2 separate regions of the Homo sapiens genome follow, and region 1 is linked to region 2. The links are chromatin contacts, found by Hi-C in ENCODE. All regions are on one chromosome and are shown on one strand. Each heading gives the region's core, a stretch centred on a gene start or an enhancer-like site at or near the end of the contact. The rest is flanking DNA. Distances are from core to core; before and after follow the strand shown.

Region 1 (3,098 bases), core at 491-2,990, 190 kb before region 2:
GTATCATTAAACTTCTGAACTGGAGAGTGGCGGTAGAACTGGCAAGGGGATTCAGAGCTGAGAAGTTCCAGAGGAAGAGCGGGGACAATTAAGGATGATCCCAAGCTATGCACCTGAATGACTGGAAGGATGCGGATTTGGAAGTGGCCCTGCATATGTGCATGCCATGGGAAAGAGTAGGAATGAATGAGTGGCCCTGCATATGTGCATGGCATGGGAAAGAGTAGGAATGAAGAGTAGGAATGAATGGCCTTAAGTCCTCAGGAGCCCCAAACCAGGGGGCAGCCTAAATCCTCTCCACTCTTTTCCTCTCCCTAAGCATTGCTGCTACCTGCAAAAGCTTCCTGACTTCCCTGAGCCTTCCCACCCATCTGGGGCATCTGAGCTCAGCAACTCACAAAAGCAGAGGGATAATAATGCGACATGAGACATCACACAACCATGTCCACCCAGGTCTACTCTCCTCTGGCCAGCCTGACCCAGCGCAGACAATGTCTGGTCCCAAACCAGCACCAAGAAGTGGAATAGCAGCAGACAGGAGTTAGAGGCCACAGGTAGTGATTCTGACTCCTTCACTGACTCCCTGTAACCTTGGACCAGAAGCTTAACTTCTCTGGATCTGTTTCCTAATCTGTAAACCGAGGAGTTTGAACCAGAATCAGAAGCTGCAAACTAGGGGCACACAGGACAAACTCATCTTGTGAATGGACTCTGACCAACACAATGTCTTTTAATTAGCTTCAACATTTAAAAACTGGGCCACTTCACAAAGAAAGTGCATATTTGCCGCTGTTCTTGAAGCAGGAAGGTCTGGCAACATGGAGCCCACATTCCTACATGGCATCAATCAGCTGGGGCTGAGTGGCTGCTGGGACACCACCCTCCAGTTTGCCACAGTCCCCACCACCCCTACTGTCCCTGATTGCTGCCACTCATCATCTATACATGGGTCATTATGATCTTTTATGCTAATGGTCTGGCCCCTGTAGGGAACTGAGTTCACAACCTCTAGAGAAAATGATCTAAAATATCATCATTGCAAGACTCAGGAGTTGGGGACATTAAACAGAAGCACAGAGGAGTTGGGAGTGATTTTCCCTCAATGGAAGATGCGGGCTCCTCCGAGGAGCAAGGGCTTGCTACAGCGGATGAAGGTTCATTAACACGTGTGTCAGGCCTGCCCACCGCCCCACACCACACCCTCAACAAGGCACAAGGCCAGATGACATCAGCCTTGGACACAGTCAGAGAAGCCCCATCATGAAGCAATTTGCTTCCCCAGCCACTCTAATTTAACAATTAGCTTAACAACTCTGGTCAGGCACTTGCTGCTGGAGTGGAGAAATGATCCTGATCAGCAGAAGCTTCAGCCTAGAAGCTTTAGGAACTCCCTTCCTATCCCCCCACCCTAGCTGCCCTTGCTTCCCTTGGGTCTGCATCTCCTGCTCACACAGATAGATATTCTAAATATCTCCAAAGAGGTTTCACCTTCTCCTTGAGCTTCCCAATTGGGCTCCTTAGAAACTTTCCAGCAAAATTAGTTTCTCCTGCTGCCACTTCAGCCCATTCTCTTAGTCTGTCCTGCAGAGATTCTGGCCTCATCGCAGGAAGCACGTCAGGCCAGTAGCGAGATGGCGTGTGGAAGGAAGCCTGCACATAGGCCACACGCAGAGACAGGGGTATACTCACAAGGCTGGCGACCTTGGGCCGTCCTTGGTGCAGATCCTGACTCAGAGCACAAGCCTCAGAAACAGAGTTTGCCCTGACTCAGACAGCATGCTCAGCTCCGCATCTGCATTGCCAAAAGGCCTCTTGGTAAGAATGCACAATACTCCCTCTCTACAGCTTGTGCTGCTCCTGCCTCAAGCTGCACCCCAAACCCGAATGCCAAATTTCAGAGAAAGAGAGCGAGATTATTAAGGGGACGTCAAAAGGAAAACTTTATAAAGTCACAGTCTATTATTTTTAAATACAGTATTAGAATTCCAGGATAGATGGGGTGAAGCCAGCACCTAAAATAGCAGACCCTCAAGAAAGCAAACATCCCTGCATGACCAGATAGAGATTTCACAGAGAACCTGGAGAAAGAAATGGCTCATAAAAATGGAACAACAACCAGGAAACTAATCAGACCAAAAATAAACCTGAGAGATGCCAATGCCAAGGTCAACCCCAAAGGTTATTTTGTTCCAATGGGGCCAAATCAGTGGAACCAGTTGATGATACTCTTAGTACAAGTGGTGTCCTCAAGAATGAAAATCCTTCCCAACTTGCCCTCCTTGATGGACAGGAGCGAGGTCAGGGTTGAAACTGCAGTGAGGGCATGAGAACCCGACTGACAAATGAAGTGTAAATAAATCACCAGAACCATATGGCACCCACCTGGGAGTCCTAAAGGAATTCAAGGGTGAAATTGTGGCGAGGCTGCCCAAAATGTGTAACCTCTGATTACAAAGTCACTCATGCTCTAGAACTGGCAGAGTGCCCATGTAGCCTCCATTCATATGAAAGGATCCAGGGAGAATTCTAATTTTCATACCAGGAAAGTAGGCAGGACATAGCTTAAGAATAGGACTACTGAGCATGCAAGCAAGCATGATCTATCAAAGAAAAAGACAGTATGGCTCTTACAAAAGCAAAGCTTGTTTGTAATAGTTTTTCAGAGAGTAAATATGAATGCGAACTAATAAAAATCTGTCCATTTACATAAATTTAATTTACATAAAATTTCCAAGATACTATAGTAAAAAGCTTTTTAAAATTGAATAACAATGCAACAGGAAAAACACTTTTTCAGTAAACTACTTGGAGGCCAGAAACAAAATGAAAAAATATACTGACATGTCTCCAAATTAAAGAAAGTTTAAAAGTGGGGTTCATAAGCCATCATGACACTAGAACTTGTCTTATATAACATTCTTATAATCTGTAGGAGGGAGCTAACGTGAGGTACTCTATGGAGCTACACTTTTCCAGGCAGGAGAAAGAAACGCTGATCAAGAGAAATGATAGGACAGTCTTTCCAGGTTCTAAGAGTTGATGTAGAAGAGGTGACTGAGTTTCAGTGTGAGGGATGGATCTACTTCATAATAGTTCCT
Region 2 (3,038 bases), core at 15-2,514:
GCCTCATGAATGTGCAACCCCCAGACTCTGGAAAACCTCACAGATCAAGGGCTTAAGTTATTTAACAAATAATTGTAAGGAAAAGACTGAAAAGGCAAATCAAATTAAAAAAAAAAAGAGTGGGGGGAGGGGTAAGGTGCACCCTTGGAAGATACCAAGAAAAACAAAAGCAGCAGAAGTGACTACATGAAAGTCAGGTTAGTGGTTACTTTTGGGAGGAGGGAGAAAGGGGGTTGTCATTGAGGTAGGGCACATGGAGAGGCTCCTGGGGTGGCTGGCAGAGTTCTATTTCTTGATCCAGGTGGTGATTACAAGGATGTTCCCTTTATAATAATTCACTAGTCTATATATCTATATATTTGTTTTTTGTGGTTTTCTGTATTTATGTTTTATTTTACAATTAAAAAATTTTTAAAAACACTCCTTAACCTGCAGTAAACAGTTTTTTTAAAAAAAACAAAAGAAGGTCCAAGTGAAGAGATCAGAAGCTATAAAATATTTCATATTGGGTGCAAACTAAATATAAAGCAAGCCAAAACCAGAAACACCTCCTCCCCCTCCCCTCCCCCCCCTCCCCTTTCCCCTTTTTTAATTTAAAGAACTTTGTAGGTATCTTCCAAACCAATGAGAGATTCTTAACACACACAAAGGGAGGATGTCAGAGGAACCATGGGGCTGAGTTGCACCACTGGAGGATGTCTGAAAAAAACTACATAGACAACCTTCCAGCACTAAAACTTTAGCCCCATGGTTCCGCTGACATCTTCATTTTACAGATTAGAAAACTGAGGCCCAGAGGCAGCCAGTGTCTCATGCACGCTCACGAAGCTAGCATCAGACCCCGACCTAAGGCCTAGGTCTCCCAGTGTAGGACTAAGACACGCACCAAGACAGTACCAGCCCGCTGACCGCCGCCTGCGAGGAGTTAACTGGGGCGGTGCAGGATAAGTGCGAGGGGGGCCCGGGTCTGGCGCTAGGTTTGGCTGCGGATTCTCCGCTCCGGACTCCGAGGCAGAAGGCGGGTGGGCGTGGCGGGAAGGGCAGCAGGTCCACTCCCCGAGCGCTATGCAAATGTCATGCAAATCAGTGCATGGGGGCTGGAGCGGGTGGTTTGAGTCCTGACCCCGTAGCGCCGCGCTCTCACTCGCTCTCCTCAGCGCGCGTCCGCTCTCCGCTCTCCCACTTGCTCTCTCTCTCGCCGGTTCGCTCACCCCCGCCCCGCCCCGCCCCGCCCCGCCCTGCCCAGTCCCGGACGCGCCTCGCGGGCTCCCCGCGCCGCCCGGTCGGCAGCAGGGCGCTGAGCGAGCTCGGAGCCCGCGCTGTGCGCCTGCGGCCGGGGCGCCCCGCCGAGCGCCGGTGCCCCGGCTCCCGGGCCGCCTTCGCCGCGCGGGTGAGTGAGCCCGCCCCATGCTTTTGTCCAGGCGCGGGCCCTGGAAGTCAAGGCTCCGAGGGTGGGAGTTCTGGGTGGGGGCTGGGACCCCCACCGTCTGTGCCTCCCGACTCCCCTAATGGAGAGGGGCCCCGGGGTGCGGCGAGGAGTCAGGGGCGTAAGGAGACGACCCCAGTGACGCCAGGCTGCACGAGTTTTCTTTTGGGGAGATGAAGTGCTTGGGGACACTGATGCGATTGCCTTTCTAGGAATCATCCGAAGGGGGTGCCTTTGATTTGAGGGGCGGAGGAGAAGCGGACCCTTCTCCCAGCTCCCAGACCCTCGCTAGAGGACTCGGTGACGGCCTCTGGGAAGGGGGTGCCACGTGAAGGTCCTTCCAGCCCAAATGTGATTCCGGGAAGGTAGGGCGGGGAAGGCGGCCCGCGAGTGCCAGACCTGGCCATCCCAGGCGAAGCTGGGGCGCGGGCTTTGCAGACTTGTTCCTACTCCATACTCCTCATTTAAGCTCCTTACCTCGCTCTGCCTCCTTCGCGTTAACTGGGGTCCCATTGTTGAGGGACCTTGTTCGCCGATGATTGCAGTTGGAAAGTTTTGGATAAACTTCTCAGGAGATGTGAGTTGTCAATGGTTGAGGTAGACCCCTCCCTGGAACTTATGGAACTAAAACCCTTCAAGACCCAAAGGACTGAATTTCTAGGAGTGGCATTGCAGATGTGAAGATGGGCTGATGGGGAAATGGTTTCAAGGATATATATTTTTTTTAGATTGGGGTGTGTGTGTTGGGGTGCGGGGCACTTTCTATTTCGTAGCCAGAAGGAGAAGACCCAGCTCTACTAGAGTCTAGAGGGAGTAAAATTAGCTGTTGTGATTCAGGGAGCTGGGTGGGTGTAGGGAAACACCTGGGCAGTGGGCATGATGCCAGACCTCAGGCCGTTGGTTTTTACCATCCCTCCTCTCCCCAAGTGCAAAGACCAGAGTATATGCAATGACCCGCCCACCCCACAGCCTTTGAGAGCCTGCCCTGGAGCTGCATCCCCCTTCCAAGAGAGGCTGTGTTCTTCTCCACCTGAATGGAATACTTTTTGTCAAAATGCACTTATCAATAAATTATTTCCAGATGGTGGGCTTAGGAGGACCATTTGGGGAACCCCGCCCACACTTCAAAGAATCAGGAATCAACAATGCAAGTCTCTGGGAGAAGTGTAGGTGCATCTGGTGACTTTACTAGGTTCCTACAAGGCATTTAGGGTTCTAATAGAACTGTTTTCTTTTCTCTTAAATTCTTGACCTCCTTCTCTCTTCCGTGATTCTCTTAGTCTCTTCCCCGCCTGCACACTGTGGGACTGTGGAGGATGATGCTGCTGGCACCACAGTGCTCTAGGGCAGCATGGAATTTTCCTTCCTGCCCAGAGTGAGGTTACCCCTTTTTCTCCCACTCTCAGTGGGCCAGGAGCCTTGGGTCTGGGAGGAACCTGAGCAGTTGGTCCTGGGTCCGGAGTGGTTGGACTCTGGATGCTGGATTGGGTAGCGGGTACTCTGGGGACATGCACAAGAGCTTTTTTTGCCAAGATGTGCAGGTCTGTCTCATTGTTCACTGATGATACAAAGGATGCTGGACCTCATTTGCAGCTAAGCATGAGCTTGGAGA

What was found. A loop is a pair of places that touch in the nucleus more often than their neighbours do. Pooled maps may share reads with other maps.
Region 1: a pooled map shows a loop between it and region 2 (8-fold over the local background). The contact joins the enhancer-like site here to the promoter of MYLK in region 2. A Hi-C loop is called at or near these places in 2 of 168 maps with a recorded cell type or tissue (GM12878 and HCT116), 3 of 37 single-sample maps with no recorded cell type and 13 of 50 pooled maps.

Annotation. Positions count from the first base shown.
Region 1 is chr3:124,074,558-124,077,655 of GRCh38, reverse strand. All of the region lies in intron 1 of KALRN (kalirin RhoGEF kinase), which reads right to left. Among named protein-coding and RNA genes, the nearest start is that of KALRN, 43 kb to the right of the region's middle. Within about 2 kb of position 1,740, at least 3 of the 41 ENCODE cell types and tissues checked have a DNase peak (open chromatin) inside an H3K27ac peak, as active enhancers do.
Region 2 is chr3:123,882,558-123,885,595 of GRCh38, reverse strand. MYLK (myosin light chain kinase) reads left to right here and starts at 1,264. Exons shown (of 34, transcript NM_053025.4): 1 at 1,264-1,390. It also overlaps a transcript of CCDC14 not described here. RefSeq lists a silencer at 1,225-1,384.